Linked DNA regions of Mus musculus: region 1 is linked to region 2. A link is a loop called in an ENCODE intact Hi-C map of the cell type or tissue named here. Cell type or tissue: heart. All regions are shown on one strand. Links, peaks and the distances in the headings refer to the core of each region. The heading gives the core; the rest is flanking DNA. Region 1 has its middle 57 kb from the start of Cobll1. Region 2 holds the start of Cobll1 (Cobl-like 1).

Region 1 (16,145 bases), core at 4,624-12,623, 55 kb before region 2:
TCAGTTTTTTAAATGAACAAGGAAATACTTTTCTCTACTTTCCTTAGGGGGGGCCCCAGTACTTGCAGCCTCTAGAAGCTCCTTGAGCCCCAACACACCCATTCATTACTCCACACTTTGTCTCTTTCACTTCCCAAGACAAAAGGCATTATTCTCCTCTTAGGAACGATTCATGTCTAAGCTGTCAATAGAACTCTTTTCCATTCCCAGACATATACATTCTTGGTCATTTATATTCTGAATTGCATTCTAAGAAAAGAGAAAACCAAGCTTCCAATTCGTATGAGAGCAAACCCTGGGCTCCTAGCTTTAAGAGGGGGCTGCTTCATCCAGACAGGAATGACTAGCTCCCATAATGTTGGCGTCATGCACTGGTCCACATAGTTTAAACTATGCTCTCTCCAGCCTTAATTGCTTTTCTTCAGCTATTGTGTTGTTTCACCAAATACTCTCTCTTCTTTAAACACCAGCTGTATGTCTGCATGCTTTGCCCCCTGGATAAAAAAATAACCCCTCAGACCTAGATTAGTGCTATAGCCCAGCCGTAATGGATCAAACATATGTTATAAAATGACTGTACTCCTTAAATTCGTCTGCTTTTCAAAATCATCAACTCTGGAATGCTATTATAGTATTGGCCATATTGTTGATTTCTTTGTTTAAAGCGGATACATCTGGGCTGTGGACAGAGCTCAATGATACAGCAGTTGTCTAGCAGTGCAGAGTCTGGAGTTCAATCCACAACACAGCAAAACAAAATTGAAATAAAAAAAGTATGAAATATATACCTTCATTAACATTGGAGAATAAGTTAGAGGATCAAAACTAATTTCCTTAGGAAATCTGATTCTAAAAAAAATAATAATAGTGCCTTTTTGTCCCCACCACTCCAGACTCTCACGGAATCTTAAGTTTATGTCCATACCTCCTCCTCTCCGAGGGCTCCCTAGCCTTTGCTGCGGGTGATAACTTTTCTTCCTCTGTAATCTGTGGCTGTCCCATGCAAATGACAGGAAAGGAAGAACCCAGTGGGAATAAACATTCTGATGCATGGTAACTGACCGTGGTTACTGTGAGATTCTCCTCCATGTAGTGAACCTTCTGTTCTAGGTAACTTAAACAGAGGCCTGACAGGTGCGATGTTCCCCATCATGAATGTAATAGCCTCAAAGCCCTGCCCCTCTCTGAGCTTTGTGTCTGTTGAGATAAAATACAGCTGCTACTTCTGGCTGTGTGACTTTTCAAAAGTATATGGTTCAACAAAAAGTGCACAGTAATTAAACATCCAAGAACATGAACCATGGCCATCCATGCTCCCTTCCTTCCTTTCTTCCTTTATGCATCTATGTATGTATGTGTGCATGTTTGTGTGCATAAACTGTGTGTGTGTGTGTGTGTGTGTGTGCATATGTAAGCCAGATGTTTGGGGTATTTTCCTTCGGACAACCATCCGTCTTTTTTTAAGTATGTTTTTTAAAATATATTTTATTTTATTTCATTTTAGAGACAAAATCTTTCACTGGAACCTGGAGTTTTCAGGGTTAGATGAGGCTGGTTTGTCAGTGAATTCTAGCTGTTCTTCTGTCTCTACGTCTCCAGCACTAGGACTGTAAACAGACAGCACTGTCTCTGGCCTGACTGCCCCTGTCTCTGTCTTTCTCTGCTTTCCCCCTCTCTGTGTCTGCCATCCTCTTTTCTTCTATCTCACCTCTCCCTCCTTCCTTTCTTCCTTTCTTCTTTCTTTCTTTCTTCCTTTCTTCCTTCCTTTCTTTCTTTCTTTCTTTCTTTCTTTCTTTCTTTCTTCCTTCCTTCCTTCCTTCCTTCGTTTCTTCCTTTCTTTTCTTCCTTCCTTTCTTTCTTTCTTTCTTTCTTTCTTTCTTTCTTTCTTTCTTTCTCTCTTTCTCTCTTTCCTTCTTCCTTTCTTCCTTTCTCTCCTTCTTTTCTTTCTTCCTTTTCTTTCAACAGCATCTTATTAAGTAGCCCAGGCTAACTTTAAAATCTTGTCTCTCCCACCTCAGTCGCCAAAGCACTGACATTTGAGTCTTATGCAGCCAGAACCGAGCCCAGTTCATTTCTTTCTAGGACTTAGATCACCTTATACAGAATAAGAATTAAGAATATATGGGTTGGACCCTGATAGATGATTTTAAAAAAGGGATAGGGTAGGAAATGAAAGAGGATACTCCATGAAGTAGATTCAAACAGATCAGGAACAACCAGATCGCTGTGGTTCAGGTATTAAGGAAGATGCACTCCATAGGGAGCTCTGAGACAACTTTCTCTACCACTAATTCCACGGACAGGAACTGTTGTGACTCCTGTGTGAGAAGCCAGCTCCCATTCTTTTCACCCCAATAATCTTTCCAGCTTTTCTACTGAACAGAGAGGTAATGTGTGAGAAACAGTAAATTGCTTAATAGTAAATAGATAGATAAATTACACAGTCAATCTTCTTCTATAGAAAGGAATCCTCCAAAGCAGAAAGGAGCACAGCTAATAATATAAATGCACAGAGCCAACAACTGGGTTCCTGGGCTTGCAGCACCACCTATTGGATTAATATCTGGGAGGTGGGGCTGAAAGACAGCTTGACTTGGTGATTAAGAGCAATGGCTGCTCTTCCAGAAGACCTGGGTTCAATTCCCAGGGCTCACATGTCCACCACAAACTTCTTCTGGCCTCTGTGGGCACTACATGTTTGTGGAGCACAAAGACACATCCAAGATGAAAACACCCACACACTTAAAGATCTGGGAGCTTTTTGTCCTGCTAGAACTCACAAAGTATGGTCCGGGCCAGCAAAAGAGTTGGATTGAGTTGGGCCTCCTGGGTCCCTTCAGTCTTCCATGTTGCAGAGTCTGAGGAAAAAAGTTCCAAGGTGGGGTGATTTGAATGAGAAACATCCCTCACGGATTCATGTACTCCCACATTTGATCCTCAGGTGGTGGTGGCACATAGATAGAAACTTTTGGGTGAAGTCTTGCTGGAAGAAGTACGTCACAAAATGCCAGGTTTGAGGGTTCGTAGCCTCATCTACCTCCTCTTCTCTCTCTTTGCTTCCTGTGTGTGGATGGAAATATGATTCACAGACAGTTCTTTGCTCTTGCCTCCACCCCATACCTTCCAAGCTGTGAGGCCTTTATCCCTCTGGAACCATAAGGTAAAATAAGCCATTGGTTCTTTAAGTTGTTTTTGGTCATGGTATCTTATCCCAGCAACAGAAAAATATCTAACACTATCTTTGTTAGGGTTTCCATTGCTTCTTGATCTGAAGGCAGCTAGAAGGAAACTGTCTTCCATAGGCAGCCCAGAGGAGGGTCTGGATCACACTGGCCAGACTTGACCATATGTAGGAGAACTCAAAGCACCACCTCCACAGTGACGCACTTTCTGTAACAAAGCTATGCTTCCTCCAATAAAACTATACCTCCTAATAGTGCCATTTCCCATGGGCCAACCTTATTTAATTTGAAATTTCCAAAGCTCTGTGTGTGTGTGTGTGTGTGTGTGCCCGTGCGCGTGCATTCGCACATGCTTGCACGCACATGCAGGCACAAATATACCAAGCCGTGTCCATATGGAGGACAGAGGAAAACTTTGTGGAGTTTGTTCTTTCCTTCAACCTTTATGTGGATAAAACTCAGGTCACTAGGCTTGGCAGCATATGATAAGCCATTTCACCATCTGAACATCTTATGCTTTCTGTCCTCTTCCATTAAATGAAGAAATAATTAAATAGTAGGTTATATGGGAGATTTTCTATCTGCTTAGTGGTCATTTTAATTAATTCTATCAGAGTTTTTCTTCTTATTTTTTCTTATGTGTGTATTTGTGTGTGTGTATGAGGGAGGGAGGGATGGAGGGAGGGAGGGAGAGAGAGAGAGAGAGAGAGGATCTTACTGTGGAGCCCATGCTGGTCTTCACTTTGCATCCATTTTCTTGTTCCTCTGTCTAAAGTATTCAGATATACAGGTGTGTACCATTATATTCAGCATTTTCCCCATGCCTTATTGATGGCTCAGTGGTTGAAAGTACTTATTCATGAAGAAGACCCAGGTTCAATTCCAAGAACCCACATAGTGGCTCACAACTGTGTAACTCCAGTTACAGGTGATCCAAGTATTTCTTCTGACCTCTGCTCACTACAGGCAGTGATACGGTACACAGATATACATGCATGCAAAACACTTACACAAATAAAATAACATAAATCTAAAAAAAAATCAAGAACTTAGGACAGGATAAAGAAAATTTAATGAAATGGTATAGTTCCTTTACCCTAAAATTGAACTGGAAATATCTGCATAAACTAAAACTATTTCACCATCAAAAGATTTAAAACATATTTTCTACTTATGTTTATTGCAATGACCTAGAAACTATAATAAATGCATAGAACACATTGTTGAAGACATCATTAAACACATCACCAACACTTTGATCTACAAATATCTTTCTCTGGAATGCTTTAGAGGAATTGCAGACATAGGACAGAAAGTATGATATGAGAATTTATCAGCAGTCAGTGAAAGAAAAAAAAATCCCATTGGTGATGAATTTGCCAGTCAACCAGAAGGAACAAACAAAAGATAGTGTATTGTGAGCATTAGTCAAAATAATAAGTGTTTTAAAATATAGCCTGTACAGTTTTTAAAAGCAAAACTCACTATCTTTTGAGGATTAGAGGAATCCCATGTGGTAGTGGGAAACTGATTCCAAGAGAGAGAATCAAGCACAGTTGTATAGCCTTTCTTCTACATGTTGTGCTAAGTGCATATCCAAACAATTGATGGGAAAATTTCCCCTCTATTAAAAAATCAGATTATAAGTGAAAAGAGAGTAAAAATATCACCATTTTTATGGTTCTCTGATTAACAGACCTAAACACAGATCATCAATTGTTGCATATATATATATATATATATGCACACACATACACACACACACACACACATATATGGAGAGAGAGAGAGAGAACAAAGCCTGATATTATCACCAATAGAAGATAGTAACTCCACTTATATAGTAGTATAAAAAAATAAAGAATAACATTTTAATTTAATTTAGTCTTTAAATCTAACTTCCAGTGTAGGTGTGTGTGAGCCATAGTGATAGATACAGGGAAATGGAAGTCTACGTGGATATTAAAAAGTCAAAGATGTGTGGATGATCAGAGCAGTTTATTAATCTGATAGAGTCATAATTAAGCTAAGCAGTTGGAAAAGGGTGCTGAGAGCATATGCAGATCTCAAAACTCACCAAATATTCAATGTTCTTAAAGGCATGTTTCAATGTTTGTGCATGGAAGTAAGATTGTGTTTCCATTGGGTGAAGGAAACACATGGTGTCTTTCCATTCACACCATAGCCTATTTGTGTACACAACAATACCTGAGACTTCATTTACATAATCCAGAAACAATGTAGGTGGGAGCATAAATGCAACAAAAGTGTCCATAGCGGATGAACTGTGAAGCCAAGTGACAATAACAGGGGGCTTATTACATTATGCTCTTTTGTAGATGTCTGACATTTTCAACAATACTTAAAAAAAAATCAAAACATTTGGGAAGATCACTCAGAAAGGTACGAATGTATGTAATCATAGCAACACTTTGGTTACTTTGGTCACTGTAAAAGAAATGTTCTCACTCATGGAATATCTGTGCCTTGCTTAATAAAAGAATGGTGTATTATAGATTGGATAGCCACAACTCTTGGAATGGATATGACACTTTCTTGGCTACCAAAATGAAATAAATGTGACCTTTATTAAGTTTTTGGTTAGCATGGGTTTCACTGTAATATTTTCATGCATAATTCTTTGTTTTTTCTTGCTCAACTCCATTTCTCCTCTTCCCCTAACTTCTTGCTGATTCTTATCTTCCCCACAAATAGTGGCCTCCTCTACTTCAAGACATATTATTTATTACTCTCTCCTGTTTGCCCTTTCCCCTCCTGTAGACCTCTTATCCTCATGTTCCCCTTTCGGGTTTCACGTGTTACCCACAGTTACATACCTATACTCAACCCAAATGTAGATATTATATGAGAGAAAACATGTCATTTCTAAGCCTGACTTATTTTCCTTAAAACTCAGTAAAAATCAATCCTTTTCTTTTGTCTGTGTCAAGGTCAAGTTGAGTATCCCCTTCCTAGCCACCAGCTGTCAGAAACTCATCAAACAATGGAGGCAAGCTTTATATTTTATATGGGAAGCCCATGGCCACACAAGTAGCTTCTGGTGCTCTAGGTGAAGAGTGGAAGGGTTATGCGGTCTGAATAAGTGACAGGAAGGACAATCAAGGTTACCCCAAGAAGTTAGGTATCTGAACCCATGGCAGAGTACAGGGGTTTCTACAACCACCAGGACCAGCAGAGTAACAGTTCACAGGAGGCAACAGGGTAGTTTGGTTCAACACAACTAAGTAGTTGGTGTTGGTTCAAACTTCGTGAGTCAGACCCAGAGTAGTTAATTTTAGGCATATTTAAGCACAGCATGATTTGGTAAAAATAACTGGTGATAATTAACTTAATCCTCTGTGCACAGTAAAATTTAAGAGATGATTCCATCAAAACTCTGTAAAGTACAAGGGACACTTTGAATAAAGACAGGTTCTATAGATTGACACATTTCCGATGTGGGTCTGGAGGAGGATCCAGTGTGGTCTGGTCTCTATCACACAGACAGCACAAAGGTTACCAGGCTATTAAGCATGCCTGCCCCCAGCCTCCTGGAGGGAAAACAGATTATGCATTCCTCCCTTTGAAGAGACAATGCTGTGTGCTTAACATTCTTGGTTCCCCTGGTGCTTATCTGTAACCTCCTTGTCTCCTACAGCAGAGTCTGCCTGCTGTTGAGTAAGCACGATTCTTACAGATCAAGTCTGTTCAAGGATGTACAGTGGATGCCAATCTGAGTGCTCTCAACTTGGTTACTGTAAAGAAAGGAGAGAGGGATGTTCCTAGACTGAAAAATATGACTGTGCCTTAGTGGTGTGGCCCAAAGAGTCTAGCAAAATCCTGATGTTTTGATGTCCACCAATATGTTGTCAGAAAGCCCTTAAGAAAGAAGGTCAGAAGCCCAGGACCAAAGCACCCAAGATTCAATGTCTTAGTACTTCACATGTTTTGCAACTCAAATACTGCTGCATTACTTTGAAGAAACAACTAGGAAAAAAACATGAGGAAGGCTGGTAGTATGCTAAAATTTTGGCAAAGAGAATGAAGGACACCAAAGAGAAATACCTGGGTGCCAGGAGACGTGGGTTGCTCTCACTGAGAGCTTCTACTTCTAAGTCTAATTGCAGTAAAATGAGTCCTTAAGAATAACAAATAATCAAACCTTGAAAACAGAGAAGACTCAATGAAAACAAATTAACTAAAAATGGCCCCCAAATAGATACCTCACAAGTAAAGAGGCATATAGATTGCACATAGTGATGAAAAGATTCTTGTGGTTTTATATCATCAGGGAAACACAAACTAAAATGAGATACCATTCCACACCCACTCGGCCAAACCTTATGACAGTGCCAACTGTAGATAAAGATGGGGTACCACAGGATTCTCATTCATTGCTGATGAAACCTCAAGATGATTCAGTTTTGGAGACAGATTGGCAAGCTTCTTACAGAACAAAGCATACACTTACCATAGCAGCCAACAATTGCGTGCTCCCTAGTAGTTACCCAAAGACATTGAAAAGTTATGTTCACACCAGACTGCATTCAGATCGAAATAGCAGCTTTATTGATAATTGTCAAAACTGTGGAGCAAAGATGACTCCTTGAAGTGGGTAGATAAATCCATTAGGTATGATGCACATGATTTAATTGGAAATAGGAATGTTTTATTTAGTAATTGGAATATTATTCAAGGATAAGAAATGAGCTATCGAGCAATGAAAATACATCAAAGTAACAAGTTCACACTCGAAAGTAAAAGAAGCAACTTGAAAAAGCCGCCTTCTATGTGGCTTCAGTTGCATGGAACTGTCAGAACTGTAGAGACAGTCAGCAGATAGTGTAGATGAAGAATCAATGAAGAATTATGAAGGCGGGGGGGATGACCAGGCAGAGCTCACGGTACTTCTCTGTCTTTATGACACTTTATGACATACAATAATAGACATGTAGCTCTATACATTTGTTTGGTAACACTGAGTAATCCCAGTGCAAACTGGAAGATAGGTAATGCTGATGTGCCGAGGTTCATTAGTTGTGGCTGCGCCACTTTGGTGTAGAAGCCTATCTACGGAGAATCCTTTGCATGTAGGGTGTATATGGAGAAATCTCTATATCTTCCTCTTAATTTGGTTTGGCACTCAAATTGTTATAAAAATATTTAAATTTTTTAAAAAGATTTATTTATTTATTTTATGTATATGAGTACACATTGCTCTCTTCAGACACACCAGAAGAGGGCATCAGATCCCATTACAGATGGTTGTGAGCCACCATTGTGGTTGCTGGAAATTGAACTCAGGACCTCCGGAAGAACAGTTGGTGCTCTTAACTGCTGAGCCATCTCTCCAGTCCAAAAATATAAAATTTAAAAAGTGAAATACACATGAAAATACCATCATTGTGTATTCTTTCTTAGCTCTTCTTTTTCTAACATTAAAAATGAAGTTTGGTAGAGTCTAGCCAAAGAATGATTAGCATCTGTCCAAGGATAGATGTAATTATTACCTGCTATGCACTTTTATATAAGTATAGTTCACAAACACACAGCGCATCTAAGTCTTACAGTATCCAACCACAGAGCCTCAATAAACCTTTCTCTTTATGATGCTTCCTCTAATTCTTATTTTAGAAAGCTTTCTTCATAACCACAATTGTCTGGTCATTCCCACCAAGACCGCACAAGGGCATCTCTTGTCTTTGACTCTTCTCACTTTTTTTCCCAGGCACACCCAGACACATTGTTCACAACAACATAGCAGTGTTAGGACGTAGTAACACACAGCACTCATTGAGTACCATAGGCTGAAAGAAGAGTCCAAAAGGTTCGGAATCTCTATTAAAGTGTGAGAAAGTTCCAGAAGACAAATTTCACAGGGCTAAGGTAATTCGCACAAAAGAATCACGTTCCTCAGTAATTTTGGCACAGGTTTAAAGCCTTCCACGGTCTGTTCTAGAACAGTTTCAAGTTCCTTTCCCTTGGAGGCAGCTGGCCCCTCCTTTGGACTTCACCCAAGGTCATTGTCCTCAATGCTAAGCTTGCCATCATCCCAGGCCTCTGTGGAGGTTTACTTCCGCGGGCTTCCTTGATCCCTGGGGAGCTTCTTTCTAGACTGTGGCCAACTCAAATGCAGAGCGCTCACACAGGCTCCTCTCCAGCCTGCAGCCCACGAAAATGCACTGCACTTACACAGTCCCTTTCACAGCCTGGTACCTACTCAACTGCACGGGATTCTTCCCATAGAGACTATTCTAGCAACTCCTGTATGTGCTGAGGGCCCTCTGACTAGCCTTACCCCAGAGCAGGGACACTATCCAGTTTATATGAACCGAGTATCCTTATCCTTCCACAAATAGCGTGGCCTGGGTCTTAGTTATTTCATGTTTTGTTGTTGTTGTTGTTGTTGTTGTTGTTGTTAGGTTTTTTATTTCCTTTCTCCTTCCTTGTGCCTCAGTTTTACAGAACACAAAAATAGTAGCGACAGCTAAGGTTACCCCTGAGAGACTGAGAACCAGGTAGTTGCTCCATCAGAAAGCCCAGGGGTCTCAGCAGTCCCACTCTGGTGAAACCTTCTGCTGTGCGAGCTGCCTGCAAGGGAAAGGAACTTGAAGCTGTCCAAGAACAGACCGTGAAAGGCTTTAAACCTGCGCCAAAAGTTGCTCCATCCACAAGGCCAAGTATCTCAGCAATTCCACTCTGGTGAGACCTTAGCTCATAATGGAGCCTGGCAGCGAAGGAATCCGCAGCCACAGCAACATGCGAGTCAATCAACTCAGCAGCAAGCTTGAAGGCCAAGGGAGCAAACGGCGAGCAAGCTCCCTTCTGACACAACCCCTTTTAATCTGGAGTATTACCAGAAGATGCTATCCACAGTTAGGGTTGGTCCTCCCTCATCCATTAAAGCAATCAGCTGGGGTCGTTCTTCAGGTGAGGCTCCTCATTCAGGAGATTCTAATTTACAGGAGTTGACATGAAGCCAAGCACAGTAAGTATCATCTTTTGTAATGCCCCTGGTCCCCTTGACCTCTTCACACCAAGTAGCAACCAGTTTCTTGGAAAATGCTCAAATCTGCAGACACCCTCGGGCTGGTAAGCCCTCCCTCATAGTGGAACCCCCCTACTACCGACTATTTGACCCAATAAAACCGGAAGAACTATATATCCAAACGAAGATTTCTGATAGCCAAATATATGACTCTTTTGATGACTTACTCGAGCAGCCAGGGCCCTTTCTGGCCATCATCTCTGGACAGTGAAACAGACATGCCTGAGAAGTACCCTCAACCCTGGAGAAACTCATACTGTATCCCCACTTGTGTAGGAGCTTAACAGCTAAGCTTTTACAATCTACTTTACGCTCCCTATAGAACTGTGGGATGCAAAATGACTTTTGCTTCCTGCCTTCCTCCTTCCCTGTCACCGCCTCTACTCCCTTATTAGCTTCTCAAAAGGCATGTGCTTAACAATCCAGAGATATTAACATAGGAACCCCTACCTATCAGAAGATATCCACCGACAGTGCATGGTATGAATATTTTACCATTAGTTATAGGCAACCTCTGGATTCTTTAAAATGAACCACTCCAGATTAACCTAAAATTGAGAGGAGTTTGTAGCTGCACTGTAGCCTAAAGACTATAGAGATAAAATTATTCTCAGCAAATTTTTTATAATATGATATTTTCTTTGGTGATAGCGTTTAAATTTTGTGTTGCAGGAGCAGGAGAAATGGCTCTGGAGGTAAGGACACTTGCCCAGATGATGAGTTGAGTCATATCCTCAGTACCCATCCAGTGGAAAGAGAGAACCAACAGACTATACTCCAGTTTTCACAGGCATGACACAACACATCTAAGCTCATATTCCCTATCCCCACCAACATAATAAATAAACATTTAAAAATTGAGTTCTTGAAAATTCATAATTTAACAAATTAAAGCTTCTTTGTGTGTTTTTCATATAAATTTCAAGTGGGGGAAAAAAACTGAAGTTATTTACACAGCAGCTTGCATATTAGCTCTTGGCTTCTCTCTACCTTTGCTCATAAATGAGGACTAGTATCTTAGTTAGGGCTTTACTGCTGTGAACAGGCACCATGACCAAGACAACTCTTATAAGGACAGCATTTAATAGGGACTGGCTTACAGGTTCAGAGGTTCAGTTCATTATCATCAAGGCAGGAACATGGCAGCATCCAGGCAGCTATGGTGCAGGCAGAGTTGAGAGTTCTACATCTTCATCTGAAGGCTGCTAGAAGAATACTGGCTTCCAGGCAACTAGGATGGGGGTCTTAAAGCTCATGCCCACAGTGACACACCTATTCCAATAAGGCCACACTTCAAATAGTGCCACTCTCTGGGCCAAGCATATCCAAACTAGGCTCCTCTGTCTGCATAGATAAGTTGAAATACGACTTTAGATAATTGGCTTTGATTGATATGTCAACCTTTTGGCAAATGTCTAAGCTCTTATTTTGTAGCATTTTAATATAATAATATTTCATATTTTTATTTTTTGTTTATTTTATTAGGTATTTTCTTTACTTAAATTCAAATGCTATGCCAAAAGTCCCCTATACCCTTCCCCTGCCCTGCTCCCCTACCTACCCACTCCCACTTCTTGGCCCTGGCATTCCCCTATACTGGGGCATATAAAGTGTGCAAGACCTAGGGGCCTCTCTTCCCAATGATGGCCGACTAGGCCATCTTCTGCTACATATGCAGCTAGAGACCCGAGCTCTGGGGGTACTAGCTAGTTCATATTGTTGTTCCACCTATAGGGTTGCAGACCCCTTCAGCTCTTTGGGTACTATCTCTAGCTCCTCCATTGGGGGCCCTGTATTCCATCCTATAGATGACTGTGAGCATCCACTTCTGTATTTGCCAGGCACTGGCATAGCCTCATACGAGACAGCTATATCAGGGTCCCTTCAGCAAAATCTTGCTGGCATATTCAATAGTGTCTGGGTTTGGTGACTGATTATGGGATGGATCCCCAGGTGGGGTAGTCTCTGGACAGTCCATCCTTTCGTCTCCAAACTTTGTCTCTTTTTGTTCCCTATTCTAAGAAGGAATGAAGTATCCACATGTTGGTCTTCCTTCTTCTTGATTTTCTTGTGTTTTGCAAATTGTATCTTGGATATTCTAAGTCTCTCATATTTTTATTTTATACATCATATATTTTAAGATATATAATAACATTTCACATTTTTATTTTATACATCAATATTTTAAAGTATATAATAACATTTCATATTTTTATTTTATACATCATATATTTTAAAGTTTTATTACATTTTATTTATTTATTGGGGGGAGCACATCCATGCAATGGGATTCAAGTGGAAGTTAGAGGGCAACCTAAAAGCAGTCTGTCACCTCCTTGCACTATGTGGGCCCAGGGGATGGAAATTAATGAATCCTGACCTGTAGAGCCATCTAGGGAGCCCTCATTTTGAGTGACTTGTTTTCCATGTTATAAATGACTTTTTCAAATATACCAAGTTCAGTTAGACACATTTCATTCTATGTATATTCACTTTGATTTTATTTTTCCAGTTTTGTCAATTATGAATATAAGATACTATAAACAAATTCTAACTACACAGCTAGGAAGAAATGCATCTACATATTACATTTATAAAGCTATATTCCCCCTTTTTTTACTGTTTATCTGAATTTTGGAATTAATGTCCATGAAAATCTACTAATTTAATAATAGTTTTGTGTGGTTTTACCACAGCAATATGAAGCAAACTAGAAAAAAAATAGATACTAAAATGACTGTCAATTCTCTTGGAAATGACAATAACATTACCACTGTGAGTATTTCAAAGGCTGTCAGAGGGAACATCGCTCAGGCTGGTCTCTACTTTACCTCATAATGAATAATGAAATACATAACTTTTATTTGTGCATTAGTGTGTATATGGAAAGGAACTTGTATTTGAAAAATATTAGCAATTATAATAAATTGTATATGCAATATAGACAATAAAAACAAAGAACTAGGATTATAGGTATGCATCACCATATTTGCCTATAGATTGTCTCTCTCTGTCTTCCTCTCTCTGTGTGTGTCTCTCGCTCTCTCTCCCTCTCCCTCTCCCTTTCTCTCTCCCCCCCTCTCTTTCTCTCTCCTTACATTCTTTCTGATGTACACATTTGTACTACATGCATATAAAAGTATGTATATGTGGGTATGACTATGTACAGGCATGCACAGGGTGCTATGCTCTACCACTCTCTGTCTCATCCTCTTGAGACAGTGCACACCACTGAACTCGGTGCTGGCTGTTGACCAGACTGGTAGTCAATGAGCCCTGGTGATCCACGTCTTCTCACTTCCACCCACCCCAGCATTAGGGTTACAGCTGCATGGGCAGCCACACCCAGCTTCATAGGCAAATGCTGTGGACTGACTCCACTGAGGTTACACTGATCCATCTCCCCAGCTGTGATGGCTAAATATGCTTGTCAATTTGACTATATCTGGAATCCACTAAAACCCAAGCAGCTGAGTGTGTCTGTGAGGGAATCTTCTTAGATCGTTTGCGGTAGGAAGACACACCTAGACCTGCACTACTCATTCTGGTGGCAGCCCACATAAAAGGACATGGAATAAGAAAGATTTGCTTTTTCCCTGTTGCCCTCACTGGTAAGTTCACCTATCTCATTACTGAGGGATTCCTTCACTGGTGTGAGAACATACTTCTTCAAGGTTCCCATGTAGACTGAAGATCAGCAGCTCCCTGGGAACTCCCTGACATTCCAGCACCAGATTGGGACATGGATTGAGCAATTATTGGATCCTTAGACTTTCCATCAGGTGATGTCTATTATTGGACCACTTTGACCACAGCCCATGAGCCACTCCAATACATCATATATACATGAACATACACATACATACAAACATACATCTATACATACATATTCATCCTATTGATGCTTATTTAGAGAATCCCGACTAATACACCTGCCCAGATTCTGCTGTTTCGCATTGAAAAATCAGGGTTCATGATTTGTCTTCCTAATAGTTGGAATCTGAAGCATAATACTTATTAGTAAATGATATTTGATGGTTTAAAAGTGTGAAGTTGGCTTTACTTCAGCTTTGTGCTCATATCCTATTAAGTAAGGCCCCTCACATTAAGTATTACTAGAGTGTAAGCAAGCAAGTTTGTAGTTCTTACAGTGTAGATAGACATGCAGAATTCAAATCTACATGTAAAATCTCCTGAGAAAAAGTACTTGTGTATTTTCAGCAGCCAATTCAAGATTACAGAGACATGCAGATATTTTATATCTGTTTATACAGGTCTATTCATATCAATGCATCTTTGGTTTGTCCGAGATTTGCATTTATAGTCCTAAGTTGGCTCTCATCCTGGGTATTTGGCCACTTATGAATACCAGCTGTCATGAGGGCTTTAGTGGAAGGAACTTGTGGTGGTTAAAGGGGGTTGCCATCCCACAGTCAAGACTCTGACCTATAATTGCTCCTGTCTGAAAGAACTGCAGGGATGGAAATGGACAGAAGCCTGAGGAAAAGAAAGACCAGTGACAGGCTCAAAGTGGGATCCAGCTAAAAGGGAAGGCCCTGGGGCCTGACACTATCACTGAGGCTAGGAGTGCTCACAAAAAGGGATCTATCATGACCACACTCTGAAAGACCCAGCAGGCAGCTGAAAGAGTCATATGCAGCTATTCGCACCCAACCAATGGACAGAAGCTGCTGACCCCTGTGGTTGAGTTTTGGAGGGGTTGGAGGAGGCTGAGGAGGAGGGCAACCCTGTAGGAGGACCAGCAGTCTCAATTAACCTGGACCCCTAAGATCTCCTGGGTACTGGACCACTAATCAGCCAGCCTACACCAGCTGATATGAGGCCTTCAGCACATACACAGCAGAGGACTCCCGGGTCTGGGTTCAGTCAGAAGATGTGCCTAACCCTAGAGAGACCAGAGGCCACAGGGAGTTTAGAGGTCTGGTTGGGTTGGGGGTCGGTACATCCTCATAGAGACAGGGGGTTGGGGAGGACGTGTGAGATGTAGAACAGAATGGGGGGAGGGCATAAAGTCTGGAGTGTAAAAAAAATTAAAGACAAAAAAAGAAAAAGAAAGGAGGAAGGAAGGAAGAAAAGAAAGGAGAGAAGAGGAGAGGAGAGGAGAGGAGAGGAGAGGAGAGGAGAGGAGAGGAGAGGAGAGGAGAGGAGAGGAAAGGAAAGGAAAGGAAAGGAAAGGAAAGGAAAGGAAAGGAAAGGAAAGGAAAGGAAAGGAAAGGAAAGGAAAGGAAAAAGGAAAGGAAAGGTCCACTAGGCATTGCAATATTAGGAGGTGTGGCCTTGCTTGAGGAGGTGTCACTGGTGGTAGGTTTTGGGGATTCAAATGCTGAAGACAGGTCCAGTGTCATTCTTTCTTCCTGCTGCCTGATGATCCAGATGTAAAACTCTCAGCTAACCTCTTCAGCTCCATGTCTGCCTGCATGCTGCTATCCTTTTTGCCACGATAATGGGCTAAACCGCTATTAACTGTTAGCCAGTCCCAATTAAATATTGTCCTTTATAAGAATTGGCATGGTCATTGTGACTCTTCAGTGTAATAGACCTTTGACTAAGACAGGACTGTATAGGATCATGAGGTCATTTGACTTCAGTTTCTGCCTCCCTGTCCTTCCATCTGCAAGTTGTCTTGACTTCTTGGAAAGAACATGGGATTTGTGGAATCTGTTTAAGAAATGTGACTCTGAGAAAAGAACCGTATTTTTGTATCAACTCAGAACAAAAAGGAGCTCAGTGTTCTGAGAAGGTCACCCATTTGTGGAATAGTATTTTACCATTTCCTTTAATCTGTTTCAGATACAATAAATATGCAACATCTCTCTTATCGTTTACTCAAAAACGCCAAACAATCTCAAGTAGCAAAATACCGTGAAATACATCTCTCTTCCCACATATATCTT
Region 2 (16,145 bases), core at 4,307-12,306:
GCATTTGAATGCCTGGTCCCCACTTGGTGGTGCTGATTAAATCCTCAAGTCACGTTAAGTTTGTCCTCTTGCTTTACACTTACTGTGAAGGATATGATCAGATTCCTGCTCCAGCCAACATATGTATGCACTGTCTGCTGTCCTGACCATTATCAACTCTGGAACCCTAACCTCACCATTATAGACTCGAAGTCTCTGGAAATATGAGCTCAAATAAAGTCTTCTTCTGTTACTTTCCTTGGCCCCACTGTTCTATCACAGCAACAGAAAAGTAAGCAAGAACTATGGCTGACTTTGAACCCAACCCTCCTGCCTCCACCTCCCAATGGGTGGCATTGAATCAAAGTTGTGCCACCACAGCCTGTTAAATCTGAAAAAGACTACAGAGATAACATTCTATCATTGACCACCAAACCAATGAGAAAACTGAAGCTTGCAGATTCAATTTCTAGATTTAATAACAAAACACACAACAGCAATATTTCAAACTTCAGAGAAATGGCAATTGTTTAGCCTTAGTAGACATTGTATGGAACATACTTATAACAAAAGCCATTCATCTGTATTTGACATTTAACTGGGCATTTTGTACTTTATCTGTCAATGCCACCTGCAGCTATAGCATAGTTCTGTCTTTAAAAAGAGTTACATATTTGCTGTGTGTTGTGTATGCCTCTGTGTGTGTGTGTGTGTGTGTGTGTGTGTGTGTGTAGAGAGAGAGAGAGAGAGGGACAGATGGGAAAAGAGAAAGAGAGAGAGAGAGAGAGAGAGAGAGAGAGAGAGAGAGAGAGAGAGAAACAATTCACAGTAGATAGTTTTTTCCTTCTGCTCTGTGGGTTCCAAGGAACACTGGTCCTTAACCTTTGTGACATGTGCTCTTTACCCCGAGTCATCTTTTCAGCCTACCATTTTTTTAAATGTTCCTTCCCCTTTCTCTTTATGCTTACTTGCTCTTAGAGCTCGTGCAGTACACAAGGTATCTAGACTTCTTCCTCTCACTTAACTGTAACTATCTCCTTTGACCTATTCCCAACCCTGTTTCCCAGCCTTGTACTTGCTTGTGGTAGCCAACACTCTCCTAAAACATGAGTTTTTTTTGTCTCTAAGACTCCACTTAGAAATATGTCTGGCCTTTCCATTTTGCATGAAACCCCTATAAGTCCATGTGTTTGCCAGTGGCTGTAGTTTCTTAATTTTTAAGGCTGAATAGTGTTCCTTTACTGTTGTAGTCAGGGTTTCTATTCCTGCACAAACATCATGACCAAGAAGCAAGTTGGGGAGGGAAGGGTTTATTCAGTGTACACTTCCACACTGCTGGTCATCACCCAAGGAAGTCAGGACTGGAACTCAAGCAGGTCAGGAAGCAGGAGCTGATGCAGAAGCCATGGAGGGTTGTTACTTACTGGCTTGCTTCCCCTTGCTTGCTCAGCCTGCTCTCTTATAGAACCCAAGACTACCAGCCTAGGGATGGTCACATGCACAAGGGGCCCTCCCCCACTTGATCACTAATTGAGAAAATGCCCCATAGCTGGATCTCGTGGAGGCATTTCCCCAACTGATGCTCCTTTCTCTGTGATAACTCCAGCCTGTGTCAAGTTGACACACAAAACCAGCCAGTACATTTACTTAACTTCTTTTTTTCATGCATTTGTTGACAAGTAGGTTGTTTCCATGTCTTGCCTATTGATAATGGTGCTGCAATAAATCCAGGACTATAGGTGTCTTTGCACACTGGCAACATCACCTCTTTCATCTCTTTGAGGAATATTGCTGAAAGAGGGGTTGTGCGTTGTTTGGCAGTCTTATCTTTTATTTCTTTTAGGAATTGTTCTGTATAATGGTAACAATGATATCCATAAAAAGCGGGTCACATACTTCCAATATATGATGGCTCAGAATATACATTCCAAAAGGGAGGAAAGAGAGCATACTGAACAATTATTGGGCCAAAGCAAACCCAAAAGCCAACAGTGCAAACTCCAAATTCTGCATCTCCATGTCTAATGTCAAAGCATTCTTCAGATCTCCAACTCCTTTTAGCTTTGTTGATTGCAACACACTTCTCTCACTTGGGTGGGTTTCACACCCAGCCTTCAGCTCTTCCTGTCAGGTACCCCATGAGCATGGCCATCTCTAGCATCTTAGTGTCTCTAATACAATCCAAGCTTCATCTTCTTAGTCTCATTAAATAGCTTCTCTGGGCCTTTATGAAGGGTACCCCTGATACATGACTGGCCTCGGTGGCTTCACTTTATGAAGGAGGGACATTCTATAAGTGCTTTCTTATATCCTTGACTCTAAAGCCAGAACCATAAGGCCAAAGCTGCCAAGTTCTGCTGCTTTCTGGGCTAGGACACAGCCCCTCTTGGAATGACGTGTGCATCAGTTTCCTGCTGGTGGTGGTTTCCTTCATTGCTGAAGCTTTTCTTTAATTCCTCTTGAGAAGTTGGAAGCTTAGTTGTGTGAGGTCTTGCCCTGAAGTTACCACTCTCTTAATTCCATTTAGCACAAGGCTTTTCTTTAAACTTTTATCTCCTTGAACAATACACTCAGCTTCAGGACGCTCCTCAAACTGTCCATTCTGCATTTCTGTTTGTCCAGCTTCCTCTTTTTCATTATAGATCTGCATAAGAGTGGCCACTACTGATCACATGGCACAGTCTATTCTAGGGGATCTTGAAATCTCTTCTGCCAAGCCATTAATCCACAATTCTAATTTAGTCTAAGGAAGATTGTTAGGACAAAGTAAAAAACAAACAAACAAAAGCAACAGCCATAATCTTTGCTAAAATATCACAAGAATGGTCTCTAGGTCTATTTGTAACCAGGACCTTTCTGTGCCTGCCCTTGCTCTGAATAATCACACAGAGACCTTTTTAAAATAATGAATACCTAGGCCTTAAGCTAGGCTTGTCCCCCAGCTAGCTCTTAACTTATATTAACCTGTTTATACTATTCTATGTCGGCTATGTGTCTGGTTACCTTTCCTCAGTTTCATACGTCTGACTTCCTCCAAGTCCAGGTGGTGAACCTCCTATACCTGACTCCTCCCTAGAGTTCCCCTCTCTGTCTGGAAGTCCCGCCTTACTATTCTGCCTTTTGCTATAGGTCACAGGCTGTATATTTTAATCAATCAGAAGATGCCTTAGGCAGGCAAGGAAGGACAGAGATGCATCTTCACAGAGCATACAAACACATCAGTCTAACCCTTACTAAATTCTTCCTTTCTGAAACATCTGTGCTGGGCTCTGCTCCCACTGTCCATATCACTCTGGGCACTGTTGCCTTCTGTGCTCCTACTTGCATGTTACATTAAGTCCCACTTAAGTCATTCAACTACTTTCCTAATACAAAGCCACAAAGTCTACTTTTTGCTAACAAATAGCATGGTCAGGTCTGTCACCATACAACCCCACTCCCTGGAACCAATTTATTCCTTATTCACTATTGCACTGCTATGAAGAGACACCATGATTGAGAAAACTCTTATCAAAGGAAGCATTTAACTGGGGACTGGCCTACAGTTTCAGAGGTTTAGTCCTTTATCATCATGCTGGAGAGCATGGCAGCAGGCAGGCAGGTGCTCAAGCAGTAGCTGATTATATACCCCGATTGCTAGGCAGAGAGGGAGGGAGGCAAGGATGAAGAGAGAGACAGAGACAAAGAGACAGAGAGATACAGAGAAACACACAGAGAGAAATAGAGAGACTCTTTGAGCTTGAAATGGACTTCTGAAATGCCAAGGTTCCCCCCTCCTAGTGACATACTTCTTCCAACAAGGCCACATCACCTAATTCATCTAATTCTTTCAAATAATGCAACTCCCTGGTGACTAAGCATTCAAATATATGAGCTTACAGGAGCCATTCTTACTTCAAACCACCACCCTTATTGTTCCAAAATTTTCTTACAAAGTACTTAGAAAAGCCCTAATTCTATTTTTTTTCCAAAAATGTTCACCTGACCTACTTTTTCCCCCTGCTTTTTTCCCCCTATAATTCCACATAAGTTAAGCATATGTTTTAGTTAGGGTTTCTATGGCTGTGAAGAGACATGGCAGCCACAGCAACTCTTATAAAGTTAAGCATTTAATGAAGGAGACTTTACAGTTTAGAGGTTTAATCCATTACCAACAGGGCAGGAAGCATGGCAGCACACAGGCAGACATGATGCTGGAGAGGTAGACGAGACATGGTAGCTGAGAGGTCTTCATTTAGATTAGCATGTAGGAGCGACAGAGAGAAAGAGAGAGAGAGACAGACAGACAGACAGACAGACTGTGGCTGGCTTGAGCTTGTGAAACCTCAAAGCACATCTTCAGCGACACACTTCCTCCAAAAAGGCCACACCTCTAATAATGCCACTGCCTATGAATCTATGGGGGCCATTTTCATTCAAATCATCTCATTCCATTTCCTGGTCCCCATAGGTTTGTGTCCATAACATAACATAATTCATAATACATTCAGTTTGCCTTCAAAAGTCCCCATAGTTTATACAGTCTCAACCCTATTTAAAAGTCCAAAGTCCAAAATCTCTTCTGAGAGCCATGGCAATCTCTTATCTGTAATCCCTTCTAAAAGCAAAAACAAAAAGCAGATAACATACTTCTAACATATAATGACACAGGATATACATTATAGTTCCAATAGGGAGAAAAGTGAGCGTACTGGACCAAAAACAAGAAGGAAAACCAACAGGCAAAACTCCAAACTGTATCTCTATGTCTAATGTCAGATCTTCAGATCTCCAACCTCTTTCAGCTTTGTTTAATGAAGCATACTTCTCTCTCTTATTAACTCCCTGTTAACAGCTCTCCTTAGTTATCCCACAGCTCTGACATCTTCAGTATCTTGGGGTCTCCATGGCAATCCAGGCTTCCCCTTCACAGCTACACACACCAAGGCCACATCTCCAATAATGGCACTCACTATGTCTATGGGAGCCATTTTCACTCAAACCACCCCAGTATATACGTTTACTTTCTTATTACTACTCCACAGTGAGAATTTTCAAGCTAGGTGTATTGGCTGTTCTTGTTTGTCAAGCACTAAAACCTAAGCAGCCGAGTACACCTTTGAGGGATTTTTTTTTATTAATCTTTTTTTTTAAGATTTATTTAATTTATATGAGTATACTGTAGTTGTCTTCAGACACAGCAGAAGAGGGCATCAGATCTCATTATAGATGGTTGTGAGCCACCATGAGGTTGCTGGGAATTGAACTCAGGGAATTGAACGCTGGGAATTGACTGCTCTGGAAGAGCAATCAGTGCTCTTAATCTCTGAGCATCACTCTAGCCCGTGAGGGATTTTTTTTTCCTTAAATAAATCATTTGAAGTGGGGCAACCCACTTTTAATCCATATCTTTTGAGGTAGGAAGATCTACCCCTAATCTGGCCTCTACCTCAGGTGGCAGTTAATATAAACAACATGGAAGAAAGGTCTCCCTCTTTGCCTGTTTGCCCCCATTCTTGCTGGCTGGTTCATCCTTTCACTGGTATTAGAGCCTACTTTGAGATTCTGGCATATACTGAAGATCAGCTGAGATATCTAGCCTCATGGATTGAATAACACTCTTGGACCTTCCATTTGTATACAGCCATTGTTAGACTGGCTGGACTACAGTGTTAGGCACTGTAATGAGTTTCTCTCTCTCTCTCTCTCTCTCTCTCTCTCTCTCTCTGTGTGTGTGTGTGTGTGTGTGTATGTGCATGTGTTTTATAAATTCTGTTCTACTACAGAACCCGGACAATCACTAAGTTATCACTCAAGGATGTGCACAGAAAACCTGACATTTATTTTGAGTCTTGTGTAGCTCAGATTGGCTTTAAACTCAGTATGTAGCTAAGGCAGAGCTTTATGTTCTTCCTGCCTTCACCTCCCAAGCAAGAAGGACCAATGTTTCCTCCTTATAAGGGCCAACTCACCTCCCATCTGTTGTTTTCAGTCATCCTCCAGGGCCTGTGAACTAAAAAGCCCTTCTTAGACTCCTTTGTTTTAAGAATGTTGTTTAACAGTTTCTTCCTAGATTAAAGCATTCCATCCTGTTGGAAAGCTCCTTACGCAGGAAAGTAAACAACTCAAGAGAGCTTCAGGAAGTCCCTGAAACTCATGAGATTGACTAGGTACTTCCCTGTCAGAGTAATCAAAAGCAGAGAATTCCTCTCAGATCAAGTGACGCCACGTTGCCTACGAAGACTCAGACAAACTGAGCTTCCAGGAAGGTTCTCACGAAGAAGAAAGTCTGCAAAAAAGACTCTTGAGACTAGATGAGCTGCCTGATAGAAGCAGAGCCCAGCCAAGCTGTCTGGAAGGGGGTTAGACCAACTGACGTACCTAGAAAGGACATCTCCTAATTGTGGAGCTGCCTGTAGGCTATTCAGTGTGTTCCATGGGGTGGGCTTTTGGGATACAAGTGTTTGGAGTAATTTCTGCTCCTGTAAGTAACCCTAATCAAACTCATTGGTTCACCAAATCAGACTTTAGTGGTATCTGTACTTGGGTCTGTTTCAGGTTTCCTAATTGGGGTGAGTAGATATGTGTTGCATCTCCCCGGGGAAAAGTTTTGTCACACAACAAATCTCTTAAGTGAAATCTTTAAGATTTCTTCCATTTCCCTATTCCACAAATATTTGCAGACTGTCTTCTGTGGTGTGAGCTGCATTTAGAAGACAAGGGTGCGCGCAAAGCCTCTTCTATCCAAACCCCTCCTAGTCTGTGTAACAGTCAGTTGTCACTGTCCATTTTCCTGAACTTAGATCACCCAGATTAATAAAACCATACCCATGGAGCTGTGGACAAGGACAGTTCTAGAAAGATGAACTGCTGTGGGGAAACCAGTCCAGTTGTGAGCAGTACCTTCTCTTGGGTTAAGGGCTCATAGGAAATAAAACCTGAAAAAAAGGAGGAAGCCAGCCCAGTGCTGGCACATGCCTTTCTCGTTTTCCTGGCCACCATGCATGGACTGCCGCTCTCCATCACACCATTCCTGACCTGATGAGCAGATACCTCTAAGTCCCTAAAACTGGGAGCTGAAATCAGTCCCACTCCCCTGCTGTTGTGTGGTATTTTGATCACAGCAATGAAAAGCTAACTGAAACAGGTGCAGCAGCCGTTGTCCACCTAACAATCAAATCAGTTGAAGAGAGAAAGGGCTATTTCTATCCGTGCTATTATTCCAAAGTGATAATATCTGAGACAATCCCTGCATTGATGATGATTGGATGAAATTGGAGGGGAGATTTCCAAACAAGAAAATGGAGCAACATCTGGACAGACTTGGACAACTTTCAGAGGGACTGGGAAGGGGCTGTTTTCCAGCATTATGTTAAAAAAAAGGGGGGTTATTTAAAAACAATGATTACCATTGCCGATAAATTATGCAGTTACAAGATTACAGCATAGACAGTAATGTATAAGAATATGAAGTATAGTCTTGGTTCTGAAAGATGCTGAACAGTTTATTGACTTAATCTCAAAATAGATAATTAGTGCTTTGGGGGATTCTGCTGCAAACCCCGAGCCTCTCCAAGAAGAGGTGCTCAGGGTAATAGTGTAACATATTTAGGATCCTTCAACTTAGTGTCACCTCCATCTTGACCCATCTCTGCAGGATGACAAGAGTAGGTTACAGCAGGCTCAGCACTCTCCTTAACGTGATTCTACCAGGAAATGAAACATCTCACTTGTCAAGCAAGCCATTTGGGTAGGCTCAATTTCAGTGTGTGGAAAGTATGACCCTGCCCGGTGCCCAAGAACAAAAGGATGTAAGGGAAAAGTGGTGTCATGAAAATTGCACTCAGCAGTTACGAAATGTTGTAAAAATCTCTTAAAGATTAGCCTAACTGGAATCCATAATAGTACTAGGATGCCATAAATCAAGGTTGAAACTAATTAAGTGCTTGATCCTGTGATTCAAAGTTATAAACTTTAAGTAGTTTCAGTGTTCCTTGCTATTTACAGCCTGTCTATGCAACAGCTGTAAATCTGCTTATCCATTTACGGTCAGAAAGGATTCATGAACTTGTCAAACCAGTGTTATTATTTAAAGTCTAAAATCCAGATCCATTTCAAACAATTGCCTCGTTATTAGTCAAATTATTTAAAAGCAACTTTTAATGATAGAGTTCTAACACAGTCATCGCAGAAGTCACCACGATCTTCACCTCCATTTCATATTCAAAGATGTACTGAGACCATATTCACCACAAGGGAGAGGAAAGAGACAAAATCCAATTATGTGGAGTAGTAGTTAGTACTTTTGGTTCCAGAAATTATTGGTGGTGGTTGTAATGAATGAGCAACAAAGAACCTTTAATTAAGCACGGGTTATAAATACTAGTTTAATTTTAATGTGAACCAAAAATGTTAAGTCCTTTGTTATCCTACATCATGTTTTTATGCCTACAGATTTGCCACTTGAGGTATCCATTTATATATTTTTAATTTAGCATTATTTCCTGATGTTCGCTTTTGGACTCATCAATATGATTTACTTTAAAACAGTTGGCAAGGGTCTAAGGGTAAGGAGACAATATGCACCCGGTTGTCAGGTGGCACGTCTCCTCTGAGAAGAACTCTTGCAGGAACCGAAACTACAAACAAGCAAGCACTGTCTGAGATTCCTTTATTCCTGTGAAACTTCCAGGAGGCCACTAAATCTCTGCTGTTCTTTCTTAGCTTATAGACTGTCATCATGAGAACGTCCAGTCCTCAAATCCCAGCTGTTGGCTGTTTACATCAAGAGAGGCATGTCTGGGAAGACTGGACGAGCTTAAACCTGCCAGGGATTAAAAAGATCACAATGTCAGAGGTGCCTTTTAAGGGCTAGCAACCGTAGGGGTCAGTAAGGTTAAAAAGAAAATCCTGCACTTCGAAGGTCAGACTGCAGGTGGTCAATCAGCAGGACTCGGTCCATGAGCTCTCCTCACTTCCGCTACAGCTTGGGTCCTCCCTGGGGTTTTGCTGGCCAGGTAGCCTCCCTGTCCGCCCACTCTTCCTCTTGGGTTCGCGAGGCTTCCCAAAGCTACTCAGTGTCAGTGGGGACTAAAACGAGCAGCCTAGACGCTTCCTCTCCACCGGCCTCCCCCGCGGTACCTAAAAGCCGCGTGCTCCGCGGAGGGGTGCGGGGTGGGGTAGGAAATTCCTCCTCGCTCCACGTCCCCGCCCGCTCGCCCTACCCGTCCCCTCTCCGGCTGGCTGCTCTGCTCGCTCCGATGCTGACCTCGTCACCCTCACTTCTGCAGAGCGAGGTGGCCGAGGCGGCTGCGAGCTCGGGGCTCCCGGCAGGGCCATGGGGCAGGGTGAGTTGGGGCGCGGGCGCGGCGGCCGGGGGCCGGCCGCTTTCCGCCGCGCGCTCGCTCCGGGCGTCCGAGCTAGCCGTGCGGGGGAGGAGCGGAGCCTGGACGGGCCGGGTCCCCTAAAGCGGGCAGTGGCTTGGGAAGGCGGGGGCGCTGTGGTTCGCAGCTCCTCCGGAAAAGTTTGCACGGGATTCAGTTGGTGCGCAGCGGGCCGCTGGAGCCCAAGCACTGCGGGCGTGGCGACCGTCCCGCGCCCGGTCCGCTCCTCCTCCTCCTTCACAGCCCGGGCTGCCGCGCGCCGCCCCTTCGCCCGGGACTGGCTGCGGGCTGCGGCCGGGGCGGGGACCTGTAGCCGTCGTCGCGGCGCCCTCGGGCAGGGACCGACCGGCAGGTGGAAGCGCCCCGGGGAGGCGGGGCCGCCCCTGGCTGCCGTGGGTCGAGGCGGGCTCTTGGCCCGGCCGCTCCCGCCCTGACCCGCCGGCCTCTCCCACCCTAGCAGTGACGCGCCGCCTCCGAGCCCGAGCCCGCGCCGCGGCCAGCAGCGCGATGGACCGCAGCGTCCCGGATCCCCTACCCCGCAGCGCGCCCCGCACCCCCGCCATGCAGCCCGCGGGCTCCGCAGGGTAAGTAAGCCTCCCTCCCGGCCGCCGAGGCCTCGCGCGCTTCACCTGCCCGAGGCGAGCTCCCCGCGGGGCCGCCGGGCTCCCGGGCCGACCCACACGCGGGCGGGAGACTGCGTCCTCCCGGACGAGTCGGGGTGGGGGGTTCGGTACTTTGGGCAAGCTTTCCGATCGGGGTTACGGAAGGCCAGGCGAATGGCAGGCGTTGGGTGAGGAGTCCCGGAGCAAAAGTGGTAACAAAGGGCCCCTTGTTGGGGCTCTGTAGCGGCGGGGGGGACGACACCTGTAAGCGCGCTCCGGGAAAGGAAGGAAAAGTTTCCACAGCCAAGCGCTCCAGCCCAGGAGGATGGTTTCTGTCAAGGTGACTGCAAGGAAGGGGCTTCCTGAAAGTCCACGGAGGGCGCAGCAAGGTGTGCCAGCTGTCAGCCCGGCTTGACAGTTCCGGGAGCAGGCGGGGTGCTCGCCTCTGACTGGGGGTGTGTGTGTGTATGTGCTTCTGGCCAATTGGTGATGCCAAAGCCGAGTGCGAAGTCAGTCGCATTGGCAAACACCTATACTTTTTTTTTTTTTTTTTTACCGTCACGTGTTTGAGGAGCGATTGGAAGGGAAGGGGCTGTCACATGGTGAGTTAATATTAAATGAAGCATGCCTTCCTGCCAAATATGCTAAACATCACTCTGTTAAACGTTTGGGTAAACAGTGGTGGGAACAGGTAGTCCTGCAAGGGCCAAGGAGAACTTGAGAATAACCTTTGTCGTAGTAAATGGTCAAGCTACACAACCCTGTCCTAGGTGAGACCGCCTCACTGCTGTCATGTAGCCTCTTTGCCATAAAGCACCCCCAGTTTCTCTTTTTCTTTGTTAATCAGAACCTAGAAATGCCTTAAGCAGAGTATGAAAATTCCGGAAATTGGAACATTAAGGAACAGGCGACTTTGTAAGCAATGAATGAAAGTCGTTCTTTTTTTTTTTTTTCCCCTGGTTTAAGAGTGAAGAAGTCATTTTTCCCTGGAACATGACAGGCGTTTCCTTAGGAGCAAGTCACAGCATGTTTATTCATCAGAGGCCATGCGAGCATTGGCAGTTGTCTAGAGGAAACATGGAAGAGTCTCAAGGCAACATGACTAATCTAACAGATATTTAGTGTAATGCTTACATAGAGGAAACATGCAGTGTATGAATTCGTTCTTTTTTCCTCTAAATTTCGATCTCCTCCATGCAAATATCCCCTATTGCTGTAGAGCGCTACTTTTTTCTTGGGGGGGCGGCTTTCCACCGTTTAGATACTAATGTGTCTCCTTCCATATATTTTTACCGTATGGAGAGTAAGTGTGTCGGTAGGATGAGGTAAAGCAAGGCCTGGAGACAGAGCTGTGGATTAATGTAAGTTAATGTCATACAAGCTTTCACACAAAACTGAATTAGACTCTCAGAAAACAGCAGAGAATTCCCGTGTGTGTCTGTGTAATACACTTACACAACACGCAGTCTCAGATGCTCAGGAATCGGTTCTTCTAAACAAAATAGGTGAGGCCGGAGAGCTCGGTGATGAAATATAGAGCTTTCTAGTGACAAGCCTAGAATACCCCGGGTTTTATGCTTGAGAACTTGGGGGCTAAACAAATGAGTTCCTTGAAAGTATGCATATATTTAATTGCTTGATGACTTTATTTATTTATTTATTTATTTGGCAGCGACTCCTTTAGGCTAGGCTGGTCTGCAACTGCATTTATAGTTGAGGGTTACCTCTTGTTTCTGCCTCCCAAAATTGAGGTTACAGGAATACACCACTGCACCCTAAAGAGGAAAATATTTTAAAGAACCTTTGTGCTTACCTTTCAAACTTCAGGGAAGATATCTGGGAAAATGCTCCTGTAAATAAACTGCCATAATACCTAATAGTATTCTTTTAAGAAAAAAAAAAAGAGCTTCTAGTGGCTTGCCCTCTCCCACTTGTCTATTCCAAGTGCCTGTCATGTCTGATGAGTATTCAGGATTAGTGTTTGCTTTTTCTAAAAAAAAAAAAAAAAAAAAAAAATTGAGACCTTTAAAAAAGTTTAAATTGTGGGAAAATGAGAGTATTTAGGAGGTGCAGGGTGCAATCCTAATATGATATAATTGTTGGTTTTGAAGGTAGGTTCCTTACTATAGAACTAATTATATCATGACTCAATAGCCTAATAGCTGGTGAGGCCTACTTTAGTTCTTATCCGTGGATATTGTTGTTCAAAAGAAGTCCTCTGTTGTCTGTAATTTTCCAAGGTTTACTCTGTTGTAACAGGTTATTTGAAGGGCAAATCAATGCAGCTTCATATTTTACAAGGGTGGGGGTGGGGGTGGGGAGGAGGAAGCTCTTTGCTTGAGTTACTGAGCCAATTAGTAAAACCTGAGGTCTGGGGTGCCTGCTCACTGTGTTAATTGATTTGAATGCCTTCTGACTAAGGTAATAGTAATCTACGTTTTAACATATGGGTGCTGAATGGTTAACAGAGTTCTATAGTTTATATAGTTTAGATCTTGTGGAGATTCCTAAGTTTGAAACTTTGCCCCCCTCCCCTACATAACGGAATTGGTGGTGCGGTGCCTTTAAGAGGTGTGACAAGGTCATTAAGGGGGATTAACGGGAGTGGGTTGGTTATGGGTACAGAATACTGTTGTAAAGTGAGCCTGGCTTTCTCTGCTTGCCTTCTGCTCCATGTCTTATGGTCTCCTACTTTGCTACCTGTGCCTTTTGGTGCGGCTAGCAAGCCTTCACCTGGTGAACATACAGGGCTGCCCTGAGCTCAGGCTTTTAGTCTCTGTAGCTGGTGCTAAACAGGCCTCTTTTCTTCAAGGAATGCCTAATCACAGGTATTATTATATTGTAACATAAGATGTTAGGGGGAAGGGGAATAACATTATTGTAGGAAAAAAAAATACTCTGTGGCCTCTTGGTTACTGTTGCTTTGAAACATTCTAAAAATTGTAAGCTTGCATATGTAAGTAAAAATGTGATGGTTTAAGTTTTTCTTCAGTGTTTTCATAGACTTAACTCACATTTAACATAGTGTGGTGGTGAGACACCTGGGAGACATGGCCTCATCTGCATAGATGTTGTGGCTGCCTCATGGACTCCTGCTGAAAAGACCCCTGAAGTGAAGGGGTCTTGTTCCAGTCCTCACACCTCCTCAGGGGTTTACGGTGGCTTCTGGTTCACCTCCTCAATCCCTAATAAGGTGGTGACGTTATTAGCTCTCCTTTTCAGTATTGCCTATAAGCATCCATTGACCATTTGTTGGATGTCTTGTAGGCTTGGCTTTTGATTTTGAAAAAATGCTGCTGAGTTTAGACTTCAAAGCCATAGAATTCCAACAGCTCTGGTGTTTTTACTTTGAGATTCAATGTTTATGTTCGTTTTCCCCATGAGTTGGTTTGTTTTGAGATGAGTCCCACAAAATGGAGGCCAGCGTTGAACTTGGATATTCCCATCTCACCCTCTTGCAAATTGCTTTTATGTGTATTAGGGTTCCAGGCTAGATTAAAGTTTGCATGTTCACACACACACACACACACACATACACACACACACACACGATTTTAAAGTTGCAAAAAGCAATTGATTTGAACTGGGCTCTGTCACTTATTCCACTAGACCCAACCTAACACAGAACGTAATCATAGTAACTGAGCCTTGTAGCCTAGTAATGATTTAGCTGTAAACAACTAACTGGTTATGCCTTAACTAGCTCCCTACTGCTTAACTCAGCTGTGGACGATAGAGTTGTTTTCTCTGAGTGGCATGCAGTCATCATGGTGAGTGTTTTTAGAACCTGCTCTGAGTGTAGGAGCTGTCCAGGTCTCAAATCTCTGCTCAAATTAACTGTAGTATTTTGAATTCATTTAAGTAAGTTTTCTTCTGAACATTCATAGATATCACATAATATATATCCACATATATGTATGCTATCTGATATCTATCATCTATGTGTGTCTATTATATAGGTTTTCACATAGATGAAAGTTAGCTGGTTTAGTTTGTATTGTGACATATGAAAGCTGTAATTGTTTACTAGTTTCCTTGGTTGGAAATGCTAGGTTGGTGTGTCTTGGAAGAGAAGAAGAGCCCTGTTGAGACACAGGTTGAAGAGCTGAAAGGTTTTAGAGGTGAAGGTAGTAACCACATATGATTTTTACTTTCTGCTGTCGATATCCAGTGTTAGTTAAGAGTTTCTTGTTGTCAGTGATGACCCCAAAATATTACATAGAACATTCCAGAGAGGAACAGTTTGTTGAGTGTTGTCACATTCTTTCTTAGTAACATGGTATTGTGCCATCTTGATTTTTGTCCATTTTACCAAACATAAGAGATGCCTTTGTTTAGTATACCGTGCAGTGTCTACCCATACTTTGTCTCCTAGGCCGAAGTCACTTGGTAGCCTTCTTGGAAATCACATCAAGCAACTCAAAGCACAATAGTGTTTTAGGGTCAAGAAAGCATTATTTGTTTGGTATCTTATGCTTGTAATACCAGGGCTTGGGAAGTTGGGACAGAACAGTTGTCCTGTGTTCCAGCCATCTTCAGATACAGAGTGAGACCTGGTCTCAAATATAATAATAATAAAACCAGAAAAGAAAACCCTCATCATTTTACTTAATAATGATCTCATCCTTCCAATATTTGTGATTCTGAAAATTCAGATATGCCAAAAAAATTTAAGTACACAATGATTTAAAGGAGACACAATCACCTCATGTTACCTTTGTTACAGTGATATTCTATTTCCTAGGTATGGTTTCTAGCATCTCACTGTTCCTAGTTTATACATTAAGCTATCTGAGGTAGGTGTGTGTATAGGGAGCATAGTATGGATAGGGTGCAGAACCAGCTACGGTTTCAGGCATCCATGGGAGACTTGGGACATGATCCCCACAAAGAAGAGTGTGCTTATTCTCCTAGAGGAAAGTTATCCAAGCTTTGCGTGTTAGTCCTCTGTAGTGTTGCGGCATTAATCACTGAGAAAAAGCAACGTGCTTGCTGATCTCAGCCTGAGACTTTATCTTTGAAATCGTGCGCCTACGCCGGCAATCATTACTCACCCAGATAAGCTTCTCGGTTGACTTTTCAAAATGTAAATGTCAAAGTTGTAGTCGACCTTGCTTTGAAGGATCATACTGTCTTGATTCCGAAACAAACCTGGAATAGACAGGATGTTAACAAACCGACTTTATACGTTCGCAGCTAGGGAGCAATGGAGTTAATGAGAGGAAAATTAAGGAAGGATTTACCAACTGCTTCTGCCTCTATTTGGATTCATTATTGGTTCTAAAGTTTGACTATTGAATATTTAGCATATGTTTCAACATGAAAATCACTCAGGTAACTTTAAAACCAGTGCCTGTGTTTTCTCACACATCGACCTGTTCTGGTTTGATTGGCTTGGTCTGGGCCAAGGGCATGGTTAGGATTAGTCTGCCACCAGATTTGAGAGTGACTGATTAGCATCAGCAGCTGAAGTTTGGGGTGGAGGCATTGCTGTTTTTAAGGAGCTAAGCTTGATCTTGAGTTTCTAAAGATTATATTCATCTTCTATAAAGTATTTTTTAATTCTTAAAATAAATTTCCTTTCCTTTTTTTTGAGAAAGTATACTAACTCCATCTTATACTTGCTAAATTAGCATGTTCATGATCACACAACTGCAGTGGATACAGTAGATGCAGTGGATTTTGGAAGCAAGACCCAGTTTCCAAACCTCTGTTTCATGGGTAGGCTTAGCATCAGACATTGAGTTTACAACTATGTCATGTAGCTACCTTTGGGATATGGTTTGCACTTAATGGCTCAAAGTAGTTTTTATTTCAGGTTGTCTACAAAGTTGACTATCCCTTCTCTGTTCAAAACAATGTCTCTTATCATATATTTTTAAAAATGCTACACACTCCAATGACTATAAAAGTGTGTAACACTAACAAGGAGATTAGATACTTGGGCTGTGTGTTGAAACTCATAGTAAATTATCTGGCAAATTCTGTTTTCAAACTCACAGTAAAACTTGTATTCATAGTAAACGGCAGTCCTCTTGTTGTATGAGAAGTTGTTTGCATAATTGCAAAAGTAAGAAAGCTTACCAGGGCTGGGTATATTTAGCTCAGTGGTAGAGCACTTGTCTACCCTGGGTTCAAGTGCAAGGCCCTGGGTTCAGTCCTCAGCTCTGGGAAGGGGTGGTGGTGGAGGGACAGAGGCACA

Evidence for each region. Hi-C counts contacts between places; a loop is a spot of excess contacts. Peaks named below come from ENCODE experiments on the same cell type or tissue, not always from the same donor. Only the 100,000 strongest peaks of a DNase experiment are listed, where the experiment ranks them.
Region 1: a loop joins it to region 2, with 4 times the contacts of the local background. A loop is called at or near these places in 5 of 42 quality-filtered maps.

What each region holds. Positions count from the first base shown.
Region 1 is chr2:65,287,358-65,303,502 of GRCm38, reverse strand. It overlaps the pseudogene Gm13593. Among named protein-coding and RNA genes, the nearest start is that of Cobll1, 57 kb to the right of the region's middle. In heart, for the core only: no CTCF peak of the experiment used is centred there; a DNase peak (open chromatin) is centred at 9,262; H3K27ac peaks cover 1,265 bases.
Region 2 is chr2:65,232,143-65,248,287 of GRCm38, reverse strand. It overlaps Cobll1 (Cobl-like 1), which reads left to right and starts at 9,497. Exons shown (of 14, transcript NM_177025.6): 1 at 9,497-9,925. The coding sequence starts at 9,849. It overlaps Gm13594 (a long non-coding RNA gene), which reads right to left and starts at 14,642. Exons shown (of 2, transcript XR_001783320.2): 1 at 10,206-14,642; 2 at 8,092-8,782. In heart, for the core only: CTCF peaks have their summits at 8,894 and 9,463; DNase peaks (open chromatin) are centred at 9,587 and 10,337; H3K4me3 peaks cover 2,601 bases; H3K27ac peaks cover 2,152 bases.